3 separate regions of the Homo sapiens genome follow, and all the other regions are linked to region 3. Evidence: chromatin loops called from intact Hi-C (ENCODE). Cell type or tissue: PC-3. All regions are shown on one strand.

Evidence for each region. Hi-C counts contacts between places; a loop is a spot of excess contacts. Peaks named below come from ENCODE experiments on the same cell type or tissue, not always from the same donor. Only the 100,000 strongest peaks of a DNase experiment are listed, where the experiment ranks them.
Region 1: it touches region 3 in a loop (6-fold over the local background); 9 of 110 quality-filtered maps call a loop at or near these places.
Region 2: a loop joins it to region 3, with 4 times the contacts of the local background. A loop is called at or near these places in 11 of 110 quality-filtered maps.

Annotation. Positions count from the first base shown.
Region 1 is chr14:31,987,665-31,995,664 of GRCh38, forward strand. No RefSeq gene overlaps it. Among named protein-coding and RNA genes, the nearest start is that of LINC02313, 47 kb to the left of the region's middle. In PC-3, no CTCF peak of the experiment used is centred here; a DNase peak (open chromatin) is centred at 4,617; H3K27ac peaks cover 2,340 bases.
Region 2 is chr14:32,003,110-32,011,109 of GRCh38, forward strand. No RefSeq gene overlaps it. Among named protein-coding and RNA genes, the nearest start is that of LINC02313, 62 kb to the left of the region's middle. In PC-3, a CTCF peak has its summit at 1,318; DNase peaks (open chromatin) are centred at 1,392, 3,802 and 7,652; H3K4me3 peaks cover 164 bases; H3K27ac peaks cover 3,119 bases.
Region 3 is chr14:31,930,716-31,938,715 of GRCh38, forward strand. No RefSeq gene overlaps it. Among named protein-coding and RNA genes, the nearest start is that of LINC02313, 10 kb to the right of the region's middle. RefSeq lists enhancers at 3,830-4,486, 3,988-4,282. In PC-3, a CTCF peak has its summit at 4,161 (motif pointing right); DNase peaks (open chromatin) are centred at 3,146, 4,156 and 7,196; H3K27ac peaks cover 1,833 bases.

The DNA.
Region 1 (8,000 bases), 57 kb after region 3:
TGTCCCAGGCAGAGAGCGGGGGAAATTGTGGGGCTCATCTCATGTTTCCCTTCTGTCAGGAATTACAGTCCTATGATGCTGATATGGTTTAGACCTGTCTCCTCACCAAATCTCATGTGAAATGTAATCCCCAGTGTTGGAGGTGGGGCCTGGTGAGAGGTATTTGGATCATGGGGGCAGATCCCTCAGAATGGCTTAGCTTCATTCCTTTGGTGATGAATGAGTTCACATGAGATCTGGTTGTTTAAAAGTGTGTGGCATCTCCCACTCTCTCTTTCTCTTACTCCCACTCAAGCCATGTGAGCCGCCTGCTCCCCCTTCACCTTCTGTCATGATTGTAAGCTTCTGTGGCCTCCCCAGAAGCAAATGTTGGTGCTGTGCTTCCTGTATAGCCTACAAAACTGTGAGTCAGTTAAACCTGTTGTTTTTTTTTTTAAATAAATTATCCAGTCTCAGGTATTTCTTTATAGCAACACAAGAGTGGTCTACACAGAAAATTGGTACTAAGGAATGGAGCGTTGCTATGAAGATACCTCAAAATGTGGAAGCAGCTTTGGAACTGGGTAATGAGCAGAGATTAGAAGAGTTTGGAGGGCTCAGCAGAAGAAGGGAAAATAAGGGAAAGTTTGCAACTTCTTAGAGACTGGTTAAATGATTGTGACCAAAATGCTGATAGTGACATGGACAATGAAGGCCAAACGGATGAGGTCCCAGATGGAAATGAGGAACTTATTTGTGAACTAGAGCAAAGGTCATGTGTGTTAGGCTTCAGCAAAGTGCTTGGCTGCATTCTATTCATGCTCCAGGGATCTGTGGGAGTTTGAACTTAAGAGTGATGATTTAGGGTATCTGGCAGTGGAAATTTTTAAGCAGCCTGCAGAACTGTGAGCCAATTAAACCTCTTTTCTTATAAATTATTCAGTCTCTGTATTTCTTTATAGCAATGCAAGAACAGCCTAATATAGATGACTGTTTTTCTTTTTCCAAAAACAATGGCCTCGTATATTTTGTTCATTGTTATAGTTTATTTTAGTGGGAAGGAAAGTCAGGTGTCCATTATTCTGTCATTGTGGGACGCTAAAGTCTCTGAACACATTATCTTAAAACTATTTTTGAAATATGGTTAAACACACACACACACACACATACTTGCTTGTATGTGATGCTTGCCAATGAGAAGACAAAACTTCTATAAAGAAAAATATGGTTATCTGTGATCTTCTTTAATAAATATTTTTAAAATATTGCAATTGAAAATGTAACACCATTAATTCACTCATCAAATAGCTAAGTAGAGTCTACATTTTGTATTTCTTAAAGATAAAATCAGTTCCACAAATATTCTTGATAACCCATTTATAAGGCTCTGAAAGTGGCATAAAGAAAATAAGGCAGGGCCTGAGATCAAGAGGCTTTTGTTGTATCAGGAAAGACAGGTCACACATAGAAAACGAGTTAAATATGAAGGCAAGGCAGAATATGATTATATACTAAGCCTGGTCGGAACAAATAGATGAGGCAAGACTGGCTTACCTTCCCCTTCTAGCTGGAGGGGCACCTCTGCATCAAACACGATTCCCCACACACACCCAAGTCACAGAAGCTGGACTAAAATCGGATGCCTAACCCAAAGGGTACCAACCTATAGATAGGGCTTAACCAGTGAGATTTCCCACTAAGGATTTGAATTAAGAGGCTCAGAGATTGCAGTCAGTTGGTAGTAGATGTTTGGCCAGTAAGATCATGTCGAGTTGGCAATGGAATGGGCACTAGGTCAAGCCAAAGTCATGGCCAAGTTGTGGCTATGAAGGAGTAAGAACCATAGGTGAGCAGTCTTCAGAGAGACTAGGGTAGATACACCAAGAGAAATAGCAATATTCCAGAGGCAGAGGGAAAACTATAGAATTCTACCTGAGAATTTTCCAGTTCAGTCTTCTTTGTGCTTCTAATATTAAATTCCTATAATAGTCTACAGTATCCTTTCAATAACTCTCTTTTTACTTGAGATGGTTTTAGTGTTTGGTTTTCGTCTCATATAGTGAAATACAGTCTAACTAGAATCACGGTTTAGGTGAAAAGCGCTGTAGGAATTAAGCCAAGATAGAAATTACTCCAGGCTATAGAAGTCAAAGAAGGCTTCATGGAGGAGATCAAACCGAAGGTTCATCTCAAAGAAAAAGCTAGTTTGAAGGGACTAGTGTGTGGGTGACCTTTGCATGGCTCAAAAATGCCCTTTGTAGTCCATATTATACAAGCTTTAAAAATAAACCACTAACTTAAATTTTGTACTGTGTTCCCATCAGTCATTGACAGTTTCTCCTTTATTTGCTTCCTATGTAAAAGGGTAAACCATCTAGTTCTTTGAGAGGTGTCAAGATTTCAGTATGCTCTGTTTTACTCTCTTTTGGTTTTGTATGTTACACTTCAGGCAAAGAGCTGCAGTCAAAAGTTACAGAAAAGCTGTTAAAACTCCATGGAATTATTTTTATTTTCACTTCATCCTGGCTGATCCTGCTTATATTTATTTATTTATTCCCTGCTTATAAAATGTAGAATCATTGTGGGTAGCACTAGCACTAAATGAGCATTTAGAACGCTAGGCTTTAATTCCAGCTTGGATAATTGCTTTGCTGCTTCCCAGAATTTTGACTCACTTTCCCCATCTGTAAAGAGAGTGAGTATTGAAGTTCTTAGACCTCGCTTCGTGTCAGAATAATGTGTCATTATGGGAACTAATGAGATCATGTTCATAAGAGGATTTGTTTTCTTCATTGTGGTGAAACATCAGAGATGGAAATCCACCCAGCAATTGTTGTCATAATAATTATAGTAAGCAATTAAAAAACATACAACAGCGGTGGTTTTCTACTTTTTCTCTAATTATAAAGAAGATTAGGAAGGGAGAAGGAAGGGGTTGCAAAATGAAAACCAGACTTGCTTTGAATGAGATAGCATCTGACTTTTCCCTGGAGGTAGAGGCAGATAAACAGTCTCCGAAGGAATAATTTCCTAATCCTTTACTCTGCATCACCACAACCTTCTCACTGTCTCCTTTCAGAGGGGACCAATGAAAACAGCTCTGTTCTTAACGAATGCTTTCCTATTTGTTGGGATAAATGGTGACATTTGGTGTAATGGTATTGCAGGTCAGTTTGAATAATTGCTTGCTGTGAAGAGATCCTGAAGCAGAAGACAAAAACTGTAAGCAACACCAGATAGGAACAGTATGAAATTTGTAATGCCCAGAGAAATAAGGGCTTCATTTTGCAGGTTTTGGATGGTCTGTATTTATGTACAGAGAGCATTCTGTTATGTGTTGGGAGAAATACCAGGCAAGGCTGCATGAGTGATAATGTTCCCGGAAGAGAAAAACGAGGAACTAGAAGGCAACCAACTATCATAAAAGTAATTAATTGTTTTACTTTTTAATGGTCTGGCAAGAATGCCTTTTTAAAAAAATGAATCATACAAATGGGACCGTGATGTCAGACAGACTGTCCATTGAGACTTAAGAGACTAGTTCCTGCTGTAAATTATTTTAATGAGTTCATTTCTAAAATGTTTTATGAGGTTGAGAAGTGTGGTGTCAAATTATTTTTCTTAAATCTCTCATCGCTTTAAATGGCTTTCAGAGTACGTTTCAGGGTAACATTTCCTTTCAGAAATTCCTTCCAAGTTTAGTGGCTGTTGTTTTACCAATCAGGTCTTTCTCCAAGGATGGTTTTAGTGCACGATTTTTCATGACTCAGCTCAAAATGAACAAGACCTCATTGTTGGCTTTCTTGTTTTTGCACCAGCATTATTGACAAGATCTGCATAACTCTTGGAAAAAGGTCTGTTGTCTAACCAAGCTACTATGGAAACCTGATCCAGGCCATTTAGAAGCCTGATGCCTTTTCCTCTTGAATTTGTGAAGAAGTTTGAGACTGGTCAAAGTTCCCTTAGAAAATATTCATCAAGGCAGAGGAACACAGCTTGTTCACTGCATTTCACTTTTCATCTTAAATAAGCTTTGCAAATAGACTCACTGGCCCAGGGTGAAGGGGGCACTGCCGAGAGGGCATTATAAAGCATGAAGATTTCACTTATTTTGTTCCTTATGTTCTGACTAGGCAGGAGCAGGGAGGAGCAACAGCTTGGCTTATTTTTTTCTTTTTCTTTTTTTTTTAAGCACACTCACGAAAGTGATGGTTGGAAAAATATTGTAGATGCCTGCTCTACATCAGTAAATAATTCTATATTCATTAGAAGCATTCAAGCTTTACCTCAAACATGCAGGTTCTAAAGAGAAGCCCAGAAATGCAGTCTACACTCCGCTCTCCCTTAAGAATCTTCCTTCCCCCGCTCCTTTCCTTAAATACCAAATTGAAAAAGAACAGAACACTTGAGGAAGATGAAGAAAGAGTCCATGCATCACCTTGGGAGCCTACTCTGCCTTATATAGAGAGAAGCACTAGGAATGACCTAAGCTGTGTCTAGTCAAGGGCTTTGCTCAATAAATTCTCCAGGCCACTTCCTTTCTTTGTTTATTGCCAAGTATTCTGAGGTCTTAAAAGGGTAGAGGGAGACTTCACTTCCAGTATCTTTAGGTATAAATCTTATCCCAGTAAAACAAGGCTTGCACAATTTATAATGTGGCTATTCATCACTATTTATGATTCATATGTACTTAACACTTTATGATGACTCTGACCACAGCCGTCTCTCATGGAACATATGCCAGAGGAGTAGAGCCTTGGGGATGTCTCCTGTTAATATTGACAGGATTCCTTACTGCATGACAACTGGGAACTGAGTGTCTGTGAGTGAGCGATGGCCTCCTTCTTGAGATTGATGTGTATGATGTACCTGTGGTGTGCTTGGTAGGGTACAGAACCTGAGGAGATCACAGTTTTCTTTCATCCTTCCTAGAGGTGATGATAATATGACCCCACCATTATCTGGGGTAAATGGGATAACTCACAGACTCTACCCCTAATTCTTGTCAATATTTCAAACTCTTTTTCCTGCCAGATCTTTTATGCAAGGTGGAAAATCACTGCTATTGAGGTTTGTCTTTCTCCACTCCTTTGCTCAAGTTATGCAGATCTTGTCAATAATACTGGCACAAAAACAAAGCAAGTGAAAGAGTTTGAATAGTCTGATGCTGGATTATCCTCCTTCAGTGAGCAGGAACCGCAGTCATTTCTGTACCAGAGGGTACAGCTGTTGCTGGGGTGCAGTTTGGCCTTTCTCAGATTTCCCTGAGGAGGAAGAAGTTTTCCCCCACAGTTTCCTTTATAGACTCTAAGCCATTGGTTCAAAGGTTTTCGAGAAGGTGGTCAGATTCCTGGCAGACTCAATGAGAGGCAGATTCTGGGTCTGGGGGAAAAACTATTGTATTATAAAATATTAGATCATTAACTATCAATCACCAAATTTTATTGGGTACCTACCAGGCACTGTTTTAGATGCTTGGGATACATCACTGAACATAAGAGACAAAAATTCCTGCCCTCATGGCGCTTACATTTGAATGGGAACAAACAATAAAAACAAAATAAATAAGTAAGTAAAAAGGCAAGGGATATTGGAATGTTGGAAGGGTACAGTTCTGATTGTAAGCAGTGCTGATTAACCAGGGTGGCCAAGATAGATCTCCTCAAAGAGTGAAATTTGAGGAAACAGTTGAAGGAGTTGAGAGAGTTAGCCTCAGAGATATCTGGAGGGAGAGCATCCAGATGGAAGGGACAGACCAGACAAAGGCCTTAGACAAGAGACTGCTGGTGCATTTGAGGACAGCAAAAAGGCCCTGCAGCTGGAGCACCGTGAGTAATGGGGAGAGTAACAGGAAAGGAGGTCAAAGGCAGTAGGGTGGGACACAGCAGGTAGAGAGTTGTGAGCCATCATAAGGACCTCAGCTTTTACTCTGCGTGAGATGGTCAGCCACTGGACAGTTTGAGCAGAGCAGTGACATGACCTGACCTTTTTAAAGGGTCATTCTAGTCGCTGTACTAAAAATAGGCTCTGGGAGAATGAGCAGAGAGACCAGTTAGAAGGATGAGGCAATAATCAAGGTGACAGATGATAGGGTGCCTCAGAGCAGAGTGGTAGGAATGGCAGAGGAGAGAGAAAGGGAGGACTCTGGATATGTTTTTAAAGCTAAATCCAAAAGGATTTCCTGATGGGTGGGTGAGTGAGTGAGTGAGTAAGTGAGTAAATGTACTCTAGTTCCAGACAGTACTATGATAAGCCTGAGCGGGCTTATCACCACCATAGTGCTTCATGATGATCTCATTCAATTTCTCCCAACAACTATTTGAGATACAGACTGTTTTCATCCATTTTACAGATGAGGAAACTGGGGCTTAGAAAAGTTAAATAGTTTTCCAAGGTCACACAGGTCGGAAGGGGTATATGATTTGAATCTAGGTGTGGGTGACCCAGGCTCCATGCTCAAAAACAGAAGTTGGCAACCTCTTTCTGTAAAGTGACAGAAAATGTGTTTAGGCTTTGTGGACCATGTAGTCTCTGTCCCAGCTTCTCTGTCACTGTACTAAAGCAGTCATAGGCAATATATAACCACCAATGAGAATGGCTGTATTCCAGTAAAACACTTAATTTACAGACACTGAAATTAAAATTTCATATAATTTTCGTGTCATGAAATATTATTATTCTTTTGATTCGTTCCAACTATTTAAAAGTGTAAACACCCTTCTTAGATTGTAGCTCATTAAAAAACAGGCAGTGAGCTGGACTCGGCCCTGGACCATAGTTGTCAATCCCTGCTCTAAAAGATAAAGTCCCTTACCTGATAAGCTTAAAACCTAGAATTTTCCACACACCATGTGTCACCTAGATTTTGATCCTGATAACACTGAGATTTAGAGATAAGGAAGCTGAGGCCCAAAGGGGCTATCACTTGTGAAAGCCACAGAGTGAGAGTGACTGACTGATCTGCTGAATGCTCCTGTGGGCTTCCCGGGGTCATTGCCACGTTTCTTGTTGTTGCTTGCTTTCTGCAGAGCACTGAGGGCAACAGCCAGGAACATCATCAGGGTCCATGCTGGCCTTCAGTGTGCTTAGCTCAGGATCCCCCACTATACACTCTTGAGACCAGAAAGGAAAACAAACCCTGGGCTTGAGAGGAAACTTAAAGAGGACATGTAAGGGATTAATCACACACCTTTCAAGAGACTTAGCTCCCAGCTTCTGAGCCAAACAAAATAATTGTCTGCTGCCAGGCTCTTTGCTTTAAATATAGCTGTCTCAGTGTATTCCTTCTCCCAAGCTCAGACAGTCCTCCTAACTGGGAAGACAAGCATGCCTCCTACATATGGCATTTCTGGCCATTTGTGTCTGTGACAGTCTCTCAGCCCAGGAGTGGTGCAGGACCTGCCACATCAACTGTATTTGTCAGATTCCTTTGAGAATCTGCCTGTGAAGCCCCGGACAAAAAGAGCGCTCATGTGATATTTGGTTCCACGTTAACTGTGAGTCTTTAAACTAACACATATTATAATTTTTGAAGCACTTTTGAGCAAAACTGATTTAAAACATCGGTCAAACAAATGTAAAAAGTACGGCGAGCCTCCTACAGCCTTTAAAGGGGAATGTAGGAGTTAAAAGAGCATCCCAGAGAAGGAGGAGGATGGTGTGTGTGAGGTCAATGGCCTGCTCCTTTTAGAAGTTGTCCCTCGAGTGACCTCTGAATGAGGAGCAGACCACATGCTGCCTGCGCCACAGCACAGGTGAATGGACCCAGGGAGGGCAGCTGCCCATCAGGTGAGAAGTTAGAGACTAGGAGCCGCTGGCCAGGCCTGCAGAGATGATCTGAGACCATTGGTTCCTCTTTTGATAAACTGAGACTGAGAGAGCCAATAGAGAGGTGATGAGGCAAACTCAGAGCTGGGACTATCATGTGGCATGGTACAAGCCGAAGTTCAAGGAAACAGGTAGCCGATGAGAGGAGAAGGTGTGCAATGTGGTAATGGCACAGTGCTGGAAGCAAGATCTTC
Region 2 (8,000 bases), 72 kb after region 3:
GAGAAGGTAAAAGAGCCCAGTCATCACTGCTTAGCCTCCTTCTTTGGAAAAAAAATATATATAAAGGAAGTACCCACCATGTTCCTAGGAGTATAGGTCAGAATAAACAGTGCATTGTGGAGGCATGAAAACAGCATTCTTTAAACATGTTTAGGCTTTAAATTAGAGATTCCCAAGACACACAAGAGTGGAACAAGTGTGAGGGCCAGAAGTTTGAATTAGCTCAATGGGAGCCCTTTCTCTTCTCTTACAAGTACCATGCAGGTGCAACTGAAAGGGATTCAATTGGTGACAGCTAGCGACATGCAAAATTAGAGTCTAAGCCAGGAGGCTCTGGTACTTGGGACTGGAAAAGAAGGTCAGCAGTCAATGGGCAGATTGTGCTGGCTTCTTATCAGGGCTCACAAGCTAAATAGTGCAGGACTTGTCCAATATGCAGATGGGGTAAGAGCAGATTCTTGTTTTCTACTAATGGCCTCATAACTACTGTCAAGTGAGAAGCAATAGCAACAGACAGACAGTGGGGATCTATTTAGAGCAGGAAGAGTGGAATGGCTCATTTTGGCCCAATGTCATGCGACTAGCTCTTCAGCCGCATGCATGGGTCAGGCCTGTCCACCAGAAGCCCAGCTGCTGAGCAGCCTCAGAACACTTACATGGCAGGGAGTCTTTGTTACATGGAGCAGGATATGCTTCTCAGGTGTTTCTGCCCAAGTACCCCACCTGCAGGAGCAAGGAAATGTAACTCCCTGGAAGCCTGGCACTTAGCAGAAGAGTTACTTCAGCGGGAAAATCTGGGTGCACTCTCCCCCTCCGCCATTTTCTTTTGAGACAGAGTCTTGCCCTGTCACCCAGATTGGAGTACAGTGGCACGATCTCAGCTCACTGCAACCTCCGCCTCCCAGGTTCAAGCAATTCTCCTGTCTCAGCTTCCTGAGTAGCTGGGACTACAGGTGTGCACCACCATGCCCAGATAATTTTTATATTTTTAGTAGAGATGGAGTTTCACCATATTGGTCAGGTTGGTCTGGAACTCCTGACCTCAGGTGATCCACCTGCCTCAGCCTCCCAAAGTGCTGGGATTACAGGCGTGAGCCACCATGCCTGGCCCACTCTCCCCTTTTGTGTTAAAAATACATTAGCATGCTATACTTTACTTCATAATATATTGTTTTTAAATAGAAAATTATTCAAATCAGCAATTAAGTCACTTGATATGTCTCAACCCCCAGATCTTTGAGATAAAAGTTGTATTGCAGGAAAATGGGCTTGTTTGTCCCTTGGCTACCAGTACCTGACACATGACTATGTATTGTCAAGGGGGCAGTACTGTGCTTTGGTTTGAGAAACAGCCTCATGGAAACGAGTAGTGATTCCAACAGAAATGTGGTCTTGTGTCTGTGGGGAGAAGGATGCAATCGTCTAATGAGTCATCACTTTATTGCTGCCACCACCACTGCTCCTCCTTTCCATCCTGTGCGCTCATATTGGTATCATTTGAATGGCAGTACCTGCCAATTCTCAGTCATTTATGTACGATAAACAACCATGTGTCTACCCCCTTAATAGATTGAAAAGCTGTGCATTATTGAAACCCACTTGTCTCAGTTTTTCCCAGGCAGAATCGACACAGCCTCTGTCCTCTCTGGATAGAACTATGCAGAACGTTCTGAGACAGAGAAGGTCAAAAGCATTTGGTCACCAACTTCTTCCTTTTTCATTTTGGAGTGGAAATAATGAGCATAAAAGAAGACGGGGAGTTTCCATCTTTCCTTAAGTAGGATAAAAACTGAGAAAAAATTAAAGTAATTCAAGCAAGAAGCTAATCCCTTCTCAACTTCGTAATATGACCAGCTTGGTTCAGGTAATCCATGTGAGATAGACCTGGGAGACTCCACTTGTTTCTAAAAAGCCATGTCTTCAAAGTAAAACAGAATCTAGAGACATATATCAGGTGAAATTCTAGTCTGTTTCCTACATTAACCTAGATGACTCAGACACAGGTGAGATTTTGCCCAAATGGCCCAGATTACCCAATTTCCCATGTCAACGGAGATGACCAAAGACAGCTTGCCCCAAATGAAGAATGTGAATGCAACTGTTTGAAACATACCATGGCCAGAAGAATAATTGGCCAGTTCCTTGAAAAACTTAATTATGAATGTGCTTCCCATTCCATTGCTTTTCTCCTCTCTAGTTGGAAATGTCACTTGAACCACCTGGCAAATTCTAGGAGGCATTCCACCACAAGGCTGAGGATACATTTTCCTGCGGGGATGTCCCGGGAAAGGGAGAACACTTGAGAGGAAATCATAACACCCGCCAAAGCTGAAGACAAATGGCTATGATTTAACCTAGAGGTTCGCCTACAGGCTTGTAGGCGATTCCTACAGGCTTGATTCCTGGAAGCCTTGCTCTTTTAAACGAAGCAAGAGACCCCATGGCTCAGAAGGGATTGCCTCAGTCTGAAATGCTCACCAGCAGGGGTAAGGGCTAGCAGGTGAAAACACTGTCGGGCACGCTGGCTTGCCAAAATCCATAGAAAATGAAAACTCAGCAATCAAACTTGAAATCACTTCTGAAATTCCGGCCGTAAAATCAAGAAGAGAGTTCACATGCCATGTTTTGGAAGTTGTCAATTGGACACTATATTATCAGGAATTTGAAGCATAAAGGAGGCTTCCAGCCCATGCAGCCTGTTAAGGACTAAGTGGGCAGAGCTAACACTTCACTGGGTAAGTAGATCCTACTTACCCAAAAGGTAGCTGGGCAGGTATCAAATTTCCTTTTTTTTTTTTCTTTAATCTTTTTCCTTGCCAAAGTACCAAAGCTGATTCTATCAACCTAACTTGACATCGTACCCAGGGAAAGCCCATACTGGAAACCCAGGGCCGCAGATCAAGATTGTGAGGGGTGCATTCTGAGAGCAGAACTGTTCTGAGTGTGTGTTTAAATGGTGTGCCAGTCTAACAGGCCAGTGAGGAGAAACTAGTCATGGAGTCTTAGAAACCATTGACTGCCTGGACCGAGGAGAGTGACCTGGATGCCTGCTCCCACTTCTTCCATAGCTCCAGTTTATATCCTCTTACTTGGGGCTTGGGCAATATTGCTGATGGAAAAGCCCACCTTTATGCCCTCCCACCTTTCTTTCCCCATGTCTAGCAGCCTGGGCACCTGGGAGCACCTCCTCCCTCCGCCCACCCCCTTCCAGAGGGAGTGATCTAATCAGCAAATTCCCATTGGCTTGTTAATGATTCACGGTGTGGTTTGTTCCAGAAGATGGAAGGCAAAGAATCTCTAATGACGGCATTTCACAGGTGCTGCTGAGCCTGGGAAGCAGTGTTGGTTGGGGATAGGGCCTTTTCATCTCCCCGCAGTCTCTACCACCTTCTCTGACTAGGAGACGATGTGCTCACACTCCCACACTCAGCTTCACACTTTCTGTTGTGACGTGGGTTTGGGCATCTGCTTCCCTGACCCAGAGGAAGCCAGTCTTGCCTGGTGGGTTTCTGTCTAGTATGAGGGAGGAGGAATGGAGTGCCTTTTCTGCAGGCACCTGCACATCTTGGGAGCTTAGAGAGTCTGTGCAAAGGTAAACAGTTACATAAGGAAAGAAAGACTTACTTTAGTCCTGGGTCTTGTGTGGGCCCTGCGGTAGCACGTGGAATATTAAAAAATAATGTGGGGATTACCACCATCTCTTCCGTATTTGTTCTTCTGAGTCATGCTCTAGTTTAAGCAGCAAGAAAGACGATGACCTTTCTCTTCAGTTTACCTTAAAGAGCAGCTGGTGCTTAATGGAAAATTTTGAGAAAGTTGTCGTTATGAACCAATTCAATGGCTGGAGCATTTCCTGCAAAGGCTCTTATCTGGAGAAAGAGGATTTCAGGGTGAGAAAGCTGGCATGACGGGAGGATGAGTCGGGAGGTGGAGGGAAGAGTTAGAATGGCCAAGAGAGCGGGAACAAGCTGCCTGTTGTGGCTGTGGCTCTCAGATTTTCCTTGAGATTTTTTTCTGGACTTTTAACTTGAAGACATGCCCATTTTGAAAGAATTTTTCTTTCTGAAGGATATTTTGGGCTGTAGGCAGGGCAAGAAAGTTCAAGCCCAGACACTGGGGGTTTCTTCTGGCTGTGCTGATAACCTGCTAGGGAAAGGAACAGTTCTATTTTCTTCCCTCGTGTGGAGGTGATAATTCCTGCCTGGATCAGTCTTATAAAAATGTTTGGAAGACTATGTGGTTAATGTTTGGGTGCTAATCTATACCAAATGCTTAAGAAATATGCAGTTAATTCTTAATCTGAAAATTTCTTTGTTGTGATTCTCTTCTCCATGGCAGGTCCGTAATACTGAGTATTAGGATTTGTTAGAAAAAGGCAGCAGGAACAGGTCTCATTATCTATTTAGTTATTTTTCAAAGCTTTCCTTGGGGGAGAAGGCTAATGAATGAGTAAAGACTGTGAAGGAATATACTGTACAGAAGATAGACACTAATTAATCTCCTCCTCTGATGAGGCTGGAGAGAAAAAAAGAAACTTATATTAAAGCAAGAGAGATATAGGTTAGACATAATGAAGAACTTGCCTATTATGAGCATTTTAAGTTGCTGCGCAGGGCAGGCAAAACCATAATTCTGATGGTGGCCAGTATACAAAGCAATGATACCAGCCAAATTTCACAGAAGGAAAGAGTCTATATTATCTGAATAAGTTAGGTCTGCTTTCTGGCATAAGCAGACTTTATTTCCCCACAACCAGCGCTCTAACCTGTGGGTGTGGCAATTATTTTAGAGTCTCTCTCTAGAAAAGTCCCTTTTGGAAACTAGGGCCTTTCTCATCACTGTGTAAGTGAACTCCCTGACAGTTCTAGGAAGACTACAGATTTTTTAAGCTGAGACCGTTTTTTTTCTCTCTCTCTTTCTTTCTTTTAACCTTTTTATTTAGTCTGTTAAACCACCAGAGACACAGATTCCTCCCAAGGGGCTATTTCTGCTTTTCATTTATTGAGACTACCAGGTCATATCACTTGTTTTTGATGAACTCAGAGCTATTTAAAGCTGCTCTTAGGCCTTTAACTGCTTTACTAGATGCCTGCTCTCCCAAGTCACCCTCCTCTTTTCAGTCTGCCCACCCCACTGCCCTTCTTTCCTCTTATATTCTCTCCTGTCCCTCCTGACTGTCTGCAACCCCTTTTATTTTTCCCTGTCCCTTATCTTCTCCTAATAGCTCTCTTTTCTTTCTTTCTCTCTCTCTCTCTCTCTCTCTTTTTTTTGAGACAGGATCTCGCTTTGTCATCCAGGCCGGAATACAGTGGCATGATCATGGCTCACTGCAGCCTCCAACTCCTGGGCTCAAGTGATCCTCCTACCTCAGTCTCCTGAGTAGCTAGGACTATAAGCACACACCACCACACCAGCTAATTTTTAAATTTATTTTTATTTTTATAGAGACAGGGTTTCACTATGTTGCCCAGGCTGGCCTCGAACTCGTGGCCTCAAGCAGTCCTCCTGCCTCAGCCTCCCAAAGTGCTGGTATTACAAGCATAAGCCAATATGCCCAGTCTCTCTCTCTTTCTTTCTTTTCTTTTCTTTCCTTCCTTCCTCCCTCCCTCCCTCCTTTCCTCCCTCTCTCTCTTTCTTTCTCTCTTCCTTCCTTTCTCTCTTTCTCTCTTCCTTCCTCCCTCCCTTCCCCTTCCTTACTTCTTCTCTTTCCTTCCCTTCCATTCCATTCCCTTCCCTTCCTCCCTACCTCCTTCCCTCTCTCCCTCCATCCCTTTCTCCCTCCATTCCTTTTTTCCTTTCTTTCTCTCTGTCTCTTTCTCTCTGTCTCTTTCTCTCTCCCTTTCTTTCTTTCTTTTTCCCTTATGAATCATGTTCTCTGCACCTTCCAGAGCCGTGGTTGGAAAAATTAGATTGCTTCTTGGAATCTACAGTAGAATGTCTGGTTGAAAATCACTTCTGGAAAAGCCAGGATAGCCAGAACAGGCCTTCAGATTTGTTTATTCATTCAACAAATATTTATTGAGCAGCTATTTATGTGCAGACCTCTGAGATTAAAGTTATTGGCAACCTATAAGCCAGAAGAGAGATAGTTTTACCCATTTGACATATAGGCTTAATTGAAGATTAAGGGTTGTCCTAAACAACCTTGTTTTATTCCCTGGCCCTATGTTCATAATCACTAATTATTGCTACAAAACAAAGTGCCCCCAGAGAACTTTTACAAATATTTTAAACATCCTAATGGTCATACTGGTTTGCCTTGGATGTCACTAGATTGTGAATGGTAATTAGTTTTCTTTTTCCAGCTGAGGGCCCCTTAGGCATTGCCATGTCTGGCCCTTTCAAATTCTTTCTGAGCAATTGGTTTCTAGATAATTGTAATCAGTCGTTTCCTATGGGCAAACCCTTCTCAATAATGAGCTCATCATCCCATCAGGTGAAAATGCAGCAGCACAATTAATATTTTGGGGATGAAAACAAATTACTGTTTGCTGAATAATGAGCCCTGAGTCCTGTTTTAGAGCTGAATATGCAGTGCAAGACCAAAATTTAATTCTTTTCATGAGAACTGACAGACTTTACTTCAAACCAACTACACTTCATTAAAACTGTGATAACAGTCTGCAAAGCAGCATAGAAATATTGCAGCTGTGGGCTCTCAGAGAGAAGGAAAGAATCCTTATATTGTTCAAATATGACACAATGCGTTTGTAATGGAGTCACTCCATCCCAGATATATTCGGATTCAATGCACTGATTCTCCTCCCCTGCCACTCGGGTTCACTTAATGGTGAAAGGGAGGCAGCAGCCAAAGCAGCCAATTCTCTTACTTGCTTTAGACTGTACAGAAACTGAGCCACCCGAGTTGGGGGTGCCAGGGTGCAGAAGGATAAGAAGGGTAAATCCCACTGAAGAAGAGTCTGGTACGAGGACCAACAGCAATTTGGGCAGGTCACGTCCAGCCAAGATGTGGAGGAGGAAAATGTGGGTGGAGACTCAATGGGCTTCGTGGAGGTAGAGGTGATGACCACCCTTTGTGACTGCATGAGTCACTCTGCCTTTGGATGAGGGATTTGGGGCCCGAGGCCACTCAGAGAACATCTCCAGGAAGCCTTTTCTAACTCCCCGGACTGTGAGATGGCCTCTCTGTGCTCCCAAGGTGCCTTGAACACACTCCTCTACAGTTCTTACCACCTGCTGAAATTGTCTGCTTTTTCACAGTGGTTGGCACCATGGTCTTTGGAGAAAGGCAGTATGGCTTTGTCACTAATTAGCTGTGTGACCTTAGGCAAGTCACATAACCTCTCTGAGCCTCAGCTTCCTTACAAATAATATTTAATAGGGTAGATGTGGGAATTAAAATGAGTTAGTAAAAGGCCTGGCATATACTAATCGTTATTACCATCATCATTAGTGATATCATCTTTTCTACTCCATCATAAGTTTCTCAAATGCAGGGTTCACATTATTTATCTTCATCTACTAAGAGTTCAGCACACAGATGCTCTCAATAAAGGTCTATTCAACAGATTTCACATCAGCAGCTGCTAGATCATAGTAAGAGGACAGATGTGCCTTTCTTGGGAAGATGATTGCCCTGGAGGAAGCTAACAGTCAACAGTGACTCAGAGATAGTCACCTCCTCCCCTGTGTGTTCACAGTGGTCAGTGAGAAGTGATAGCAATGACCTTTCCTGTGAGAGGTTAGAATAGGAAAGATTTCTTGATAAGAAGATGGTATGACAAATTCAAAGAATCTTTCACCAGAAACAAGCTCTGAGCCAGTGTGACTATTCAGGCCTGTCTCCCAGGAAAAGCTTCCTGATAGAGCCCGGCATTATGTGTGTAGAAAACGTAGCTGTGGGTTAACTTTTTACCCCTCTCCATCTGCACTGCCTTTAGTGGGCTTCCAGTGGTGGGGGTTGGGGGCGTTCTCTGGTTAGCTTGGCTGCCCACACTGTGCCTATGTGTGCTATGCACTCACACGGGCCTCAGTCCTAA
Region 3 (8,000 bases):
TGTGCTAAGTGCTGTAATATATTAACAAATTTAGTCTTTAAACAACCCCATCTACAAAAAGGTCACCTTTTTGTAGATGAGGTAACTGAGACTTAGGAATAAGGCTTAGTAGTAAGGCTAAGGTCACATATCTGTTAGAATTTGAGCACAGCCTCTTGGGCTCCAGAGCCCACAGCGATGCAATACTGTATCCCTAACTCAAATTTATAGAACAGAGATGCTTATCTCAGAGTGTTGTGGTGAGGATTGGATGCAATAAAGTGTGAAAAGTGATTCGCACTGGCTCTTTAAGTGTTCAAAAAATGTTCATTTGCCACCCTTTTCCTTCCATTCAAGTGAGCATCTCATATCTTAAATACTGCACATTTTTTAAGTGCCTGACACAGAGTGGGTGCTCATTGGGTAGTAACTACCCCCATTATTACAGTGCATGCTTTGAAGTCCCCTCCCAGTCCTGACTGTTCTCTTCTAGTTCAGTTGGATTCTTCCTTTCTTTTTTTTTTTTTTTTTTTTTTTGAGACGGAGTCTCGCTCTGTGGCCCAGGCTGGAGTGCTGTGGCTCGATATCGGCTCACTGCAAGCTCCGCCTCCTGGGTTCATGCCATTCTCCTGCCTCAGCCTCTGGAGTAGCTGGGACTGCAGAAGCCCACCACTATGCCCGGCTAATTTTTTGTATTTTTTAGTAGAGACAGGGTTTCACCGTGTTAGCCAGGATGGTCTCGATCTCCTGGCCTCGTGATCCACCCGCCTCGGCCTCCCAAAGTGCTGGGATTACAGGCGTGAGCCACCGCACCCGGCCTCTTTCTTTCTTTCTTTCTTTCTTTCCTTCTTTCTTTCTTTCTTTCTTTCTTTCTTTCTTTCTTTCTTTCTTTCTTTCTTTCTTTCTTTCTTTTCTTTCCTTCCTTCCTTCCTTCCTTCCTTCCTTCCTTCCTTCCTTCCTTCCTCTCTCTCTCTCTCTTTCTTTCTTTCTCTCTTTCTTTCTTTCTTTCTTTCTTTCTTTCTTTCTTTCTTTCTTTCAGGTTCTCACTCTGTCACCTAGGCTGGAGGGCAGTGGTGCAATGATGGCTCACTAAGGTCTCAAACTCCTGGGCTCAAAGAATCCTCCCACCTCAGCCTCTAAAGTAGCCACCATGCCCAGCTATTTTTTTTTTTTTTTATTCTTTGTAGAAACAGGGTCTCACTATGTTGGCCAAGCTGGTCCTGAACTCCTGGCCTCAAGTGATCCTTCTGCCTCAGCATCCCAAAATGCTGGGATCTAAGATCCAATCTAAGATCCAGCTGAGGCACAAGCCACCACACCCAGCCTCAATTGGATCTTAGATTTTGGTGCCCAGAAGTGTACATGCTACACCAGGGGTGGGCTTGAATAAAGCAGAGTGGAAGGGGACAATCACCTGCCTCCCCAGAGTGCACGATGTCCTATTACTAGTATGTTTAATAATACTAATATTAGTATAATAGTATACTAATATTATTAGTATATCTTAGGAGACATTACTATTTCTGCTAGTCATTTACACTGTCAGTATTGAAATTATGGTCAGTCAGATCCTTGACATCTCTTTACTTAGGCTGTTGCTCGTCCACACCTCACTTGGCCTGCCTTTCATTTTTCCTTTTAGAAAAAAAAGAGATACCTTTTCCAAAAATATCTTCTTTTTTTCTGATTAAATACTACAAGTTTGTTGTGGAAACTTTGAAAATGCAGAAACGTACAAAGAAGGAAATCAAAGTTACCATGAACAGCATGATCCAGAGATAACCTCTGTTAATATCTGCATATGTATATTTCCAATATGTGTATGTGCTTCTTTTTTATAAAATTAGGATCATGCTGTTTGCCATTCAAAATATATCCTGAGTCTGACACTTTTCACCATTTTTTCCCAACATAAGTCACCTCTATCTTTTTCTTAAACTACTGTAAAACTACTAAACTACTATCCCCTAAAATTGGTTTCCCTGCTTCCATTCTTACTCCCCTACACTCTGTTCTCCAAAAAATAACCATTGTGATCCTTTAAAATCCTGACTCTCTCCTGCTCAGAGTCATCCAGTGGCTTCCCATATCACGTAAAATGAAACCCCAATCGCTCCTTACTCTGGCCTGCAGGGGCCTGTGTGATGGGCCTTCTCCAGCTTCGTTCTTCCTTTCCTTCTGTTCTCCCCTCTGCTTACCTACTCCATCTCCAGGGCTTCTTTCCAGCTCAAGCCCTTTCCTGTTGAGAGCATTTGCTTTCCCCAGCGCTACGAGGCTCAGTCCATTTCAGCCCCTGATCCCATACCCTCTCTCAGGGACCACCTTGCCCAAACAGTACCTCTGCCTCCATCATTCTCCTTTCCCTTTCCCTGATTCATTTTCCTTATTAGAGTAATTAGTCTTCTGTAACATGACTGTATTTTTATTTATGTACATATTTATTTGCTTGTTTATTTGTACCCTGTGATCTACGTCTTCCCATTCTCCCACCCCTGGCCACTGGTAATGACTGTTCTACTCTCTGCTTCTATGTATTTGATTTTTTTTTTTTTTTTTTTTTTTTTTAGACGGAGTCGCATTCTGTCTCCTAGGCTGGAGTGCAGCGGCACGATCTTGGCTCACTGCAACCTCCGCCTCCTGGGTTCAAGCGATTCTCCTGCCTCAGCGTCCCAAGTAGGTGGGACTACAGACACCCACCACCAAGCCCGGGTAATTTTTGTATTTTTAGTAGAGACAGGGTTTCACCATATTGGCCAGGCTGGTCTTGAACTCCTGACCTTGTGATCCGCCCGCCTTGGCCTCTCAAAGTGCTAGGATTACAGGCGTGAGCCAGCACGCCCAGTGTATTTGATTTTTTTAAGATTCCACATATAAGTGAGATAATATAATATTTTCTCTATGTCTGGCTTATTTCACTTAGCATAATGTCCTTTTTATGTTGTCACAAATGGCCGGATCTCCTTTTTTAAGGGTGACTAATATCCCATTGTGTATATATATCTATAGATATATATAGATATCTATAGATATCTATAGATACATATACACACACAACACAATTTCTGTTTTCATCCATTTGTTGAAGGACAACTTTAGTTGTTCCATATCTTGGCTATTGTGAATAATGCAGTGAACATAAGAGCACAGTTATCTTTACGAGGCGGTGATTTCATTTCCTTTGGGTATATACCCAGAAGAGGATGCCAGGTCATATTACAGTTCTATTTTTAGTTTATTTAGGAACCTCCCTACTGTTTTCCACAATGGCTGCACCAATCTACATTCCCACCGCATTGCAAAGGGGTTCCTTTTCTCCATCCCCTTGTCAACACTGATCTCTTGTCTTTTTATAATAGCCAACCTAACAGGTGTGAGATGATATCTCATTGTGATTTTGATTTGCATTTCCATGATGATTGGTGATGTTGAGTACCTTTTCATATAACTGTTGGTTATGAAAGTATAAAAAGTAATTTTTATACTTTCTTTGGAGAAATGTCTATTCAGGTCCTTTGCCTATATTTTAATCTGGTTATTCATATTTTTGCTTTTGAGTTGTGTGTGTTCCTTATATGTTTTAGATATTAGCCCCTTATCAAATATATGGTTTGCAAATATTATCTCCCAACCTGTAGGCTGCCTTTTCATTTCGATTGTTTCCTTTGCTGTGCAGAAGCTTTTTAATTTGATGTAGTCCCACTTGTTTATTTTTGCTTTTGTTGCCTGCCACATGATTTTAATGGCTGTAATAGTCTATCATATGTATGTACTATAAGTCTCCTATTGTTAGACTTTTAGGTTGTTTTCCTTCTGGGGTAGTGTAAGTTATAGTCAATATCTTATTTTTACAGCTTTCATCTTGTGAGATTCCATCACTTCCTGACACAAAGTGATCCCATTTATAATGGGATCCCATTTATAATGATAATTTCTATAATCAGGTACTATTCTAAATGCTTTACGTACTAATTTAATCTACCTCATATAGTAAGGTATATACAATCATTATCTCCACTTTCCAGATAGGGAAATTGAGTCCGATAGTGTAAGTAACTTCTTTAACATCACACAATTAGTAAGTGGTAGAGCTGGGATTCCAACAGGTCTCTACTTCCGCAGCCTGAGCTCTCAACCCCTCCTCCACCTCACCAGCTGCCTCCTGATCTTTCTCCCAGCAGATGTCAGCAAACTTCCTTTGTCTTGCAGATCATTACTGTTTTTGTATAGAGAGGCACTGAAGACCAAGTCATGTGCCAATTCACATCTTTGTACAGAATAATATTATCCTGTTCTCCAGTCCTTTTAGCGGATTATAGCTGAGCTCCTCTGAATATTCCTTACTGTATTATCATGGAGCTTGTATTTCTCTACCTTGTCCACAAAGAAAGTGTGCTGACTTGTTTGTCACCATTTTCTAACTAGACAATGGAACAGTTACTACCTGAGGAACCCTGTCAGAGAGGAGATGAGGTTAGTCTGACCAGCATTCATCTTCCTGGGTCAACACAAGGTGTCTAAGCTGCGTTAGAATTTTGCTAAAAGTCCCTGTTAATAAAACGGAGACATTTGCCCCTCTGCAAGTTTCTGCAAGTTCTACCATGCTTCATAAAGTCTCATATATTATAATATTTCCATTTTTTTCAGATGTCAGATATTGTAAATGAATTCCTGTTATTTTAGGGTCCTAGAGCTGCTTATTTTACTGTTCCTGTTGCAGTGAGTATTGGGGTGCCTGTATAGACGGTGCTGAGATGTAATTCATCTGAGGCTGGAGACTTAAATGCAGCAGCCAGGTGCTCTCCTCCTACTTCCTCACTATCACAGACTTTAATTTCCTCTTGGCCATATTTTTGTTCTTCTTTCTGGCTCGAAGGTCATTCCTGATAAAGAAGATGGAAGCAAACTAGGAGTTGAGTAATTCTGTTTTCACTGTATCATCTCTAAATTAACTGTGTCATCTGCCCCCAGCAGGAGGCCAAACTCTTCTCTTGTTCTTTTTCTTGTTCTGAACCCACCCCAGTGGCTCCTGGTGTATTTTATGTGTGCATTCTCCTGTGCCCCAGCCTTCTACTTCCGTGACTTGATTCTTTCTTTTGATGCCACTCCTTTGTATCTGCTGTTGGCTGCAAATTCCTCCTTCCTGCCTTTGTGAGTGTCCTTGTAAAATATAAGCTCATTGGAGACAGTAATTTTTTTGGATAGTTCCCTCTCTTCCTCCTCTCCAGAGTAGAGTCAGAATTAAATTAGGTGGAGCCTCCAGTCTTTCTAGAACCAAGTTCTACATGATTAGAGTCTCTGACCATGGAATCAAAGAGCATTTAGCCTTGTGCCTTACATATAGGAAGTCTGCAATAATGGTAACAATAATAACAACAATAATAACCTTTACTGAGTGTTCACCATAATAGTAAACCATACTAGGGGCTTTATATATGTGATCTCATTTAATTCTCAATGTTGACATATAAGGTAGGTCTTATTATTCACGATTACAGATGAGGATATTGAGATACAGAGAGGTGACATTTGCACAGCCGTAAGGACAGCGCCAAGAGCCTGACTCAGGTCTGTCCAGATTCCTGAGCGTGTACTTTAACCTCCACATTCTGCTGCCCTCTGAGATTTAATCCACTGAATCACCTTCTTTTCTCTGGACTTGTAGAGTTCTTCATTCTTGCAGTCTCAGGAACATAGACGGCTTGCATTCACTTCCTTGGCTCTTGAGAATCACATAGTGACAAGGTCCTTTTCTGTCTAAGTGCCAGTCGATTCCATTGTGTTATCCACCTAGTTCACCTTTAATGGCCAAAATTAGATCCAAGCAGTAGCTCCCTCACAACATCCTTGTCCCTCTGTGACATGAAGTTGTCAGTAGAGCAAGGCCTGAGTGAATTGGATGCTCTGCTTCTGACAGAGTGGGGCTCCTAACAGACCTCTGGATTGTTCTTCCATCATCCCTCAGCCTGCAGAGAACAGAGCCTGATGGTGGGAGTGACAGGTACACCTAATGGGTGGGCCCAAGGGCAACCAGCCTCTCCTTGCCCCCTCCCCACTGAGCTTTCTGTGCTCTGGGAATATTATGCTGGCTTGAAGGTTTTTCTTCAACTATGATTTACATGCCACCTATTCTCAAAAAGAATGTGAAGTAATTTACAATAAAACATGTCTAAAACAAGACAATTAAAACATATTTTTAAAAGAGAGGCAGATGGAGAGAGGTCAGAAATCACTTGGTTTGAATCCCTGACAAGAAGTTATAGCACATGAATGCATTTTGATCAATTCTCGATACAAATGTCTGGGTGTGTAGGAATGGGGAAAAAACTCTGCGGAGTGGGGAACCTTGAACCTCATGGGCCCCATCCTCCACCTGGAGCCAAAATCAAGTGACATCATGCCTAGCAATGCCTGTGAAAATATTAATTCAGGCCGGGCGCGGTGGCTCACGCCTGTAATCCCAGCACTTTGGGAGGCCGAGGCGGGCGGATCACGAGGTCAGGAGATCGAGACCATCCCGGCTAAAACGGTGAAACCCCGTCTCTACTAAAAGTACAAAAAATTAGCCGGGCGTAGTGGCGGGCGCCTGTAGTCCCAGCTACTTGGGAGGCTGAGGCAGGAGAATGGCGTGAACCCGGGAGGCGGAGCTTGCAGTGAGCCGAGATCCCGCCACTGCACTCCTGCCTGGGCGACAGAGCGAGACTCCGTCTCAAAAAAAAAAAAAAAGAAAATATTAATTCATACTATCTGTCTCAGGAAGCCTCGGGGAAGGCAGCAGAGGAACCGCTGCATGTGTGAACTCTAAGTTTAGTGTAGCCAGTTTGCCCAAGGGTCAGAGCCAAGATAATTCATCACTGTCACAGACAAAAGGCCTCCATAAATTTGTCTTTAAATTTTAATACCTAAATCACATATTATACAGACAGAACTCACACAACCCATCTATTGCTCTGTTATAATTTTTAAGGACAAAAATGGTATAAATCATAACAGGACTTTTAAAATTATCACAGTTGTTTCAAGAGATGCTATGCTATAGCTTTTCTGTTAGACAAGATTCCAGTAGGAAATGGATGACTGAAGAATGAATGAATGAATGAATGAATGAGTGAGTGCCTACATGGTCCCATGACACCAGTGAATCAGTTTCATACTAGCTGTGACAAACAGTTCATTCAGTAGAGCTGAGCATGACTTCTGGCGGCACTTCCTGTCATGATGTAGGCTGATACTGTGGGAGCTCTGAGTCAGAACTGCAGCCAGCAACATGACTCAGGGCATTGAGGTCAGGGCAGGGGAGCTCAGGCACTCCTCTGACCCTTGTCTAGGTGTGCACCTACAACTCCCTTGATAGGTTTACATATGACCAACTTCATTTGATAGACAGAAAAATAGAGAAGGAACGTTGGTGATGGAGGGTTGGCTTATGACTTTCTATATCATTAGAGATGTAACAAACACTCGCAGTGACCAGATGAATCAGAAGGAAGATTTCTTGAGGTCCCTGGTAGGCATATTTCCTCTTACCTTCAATTCTATGGGGCATTTCTGTAGTTTGTTGAATGGAATCAAAGTGTTAAGGCAACCTAGAAACTAAGTACTAGCCAGGTTCAGTTAGAGGCAATCAAACAATGAAATATCAGGCAACAGATTTAACTAAAACTGTTCTCTTAATCCTTTTTTTTTTTTTTTTTTTTTTTTTTGGAGACAGAGTCTTGCTGTGTCACCCAGGCTGGAGTGCAGTGGTGTGATCTCAGCTCACTGTAACCTCCACCTCCCGGGTGCAAGCAATTCTCCTACCTCAGCCTCCTGAGTAGCTGGGACTACAGGCTCCCGCCACCATGCCCAGCTAATTTTTTGTATCTTTAGTAGAGATGGGGTTTCATCGTGTTAGCCAGAATGGTCTTGATCTCCTGACCTAGTGATCCACCTGCCTCAGCCTCCCAAAGTGCTGGGATTACAGGCGTGAGCCACCATGCCCGGCCTCCTTTCTGTTTTCTTAATGTGAAGGTTTTTAAGTATGT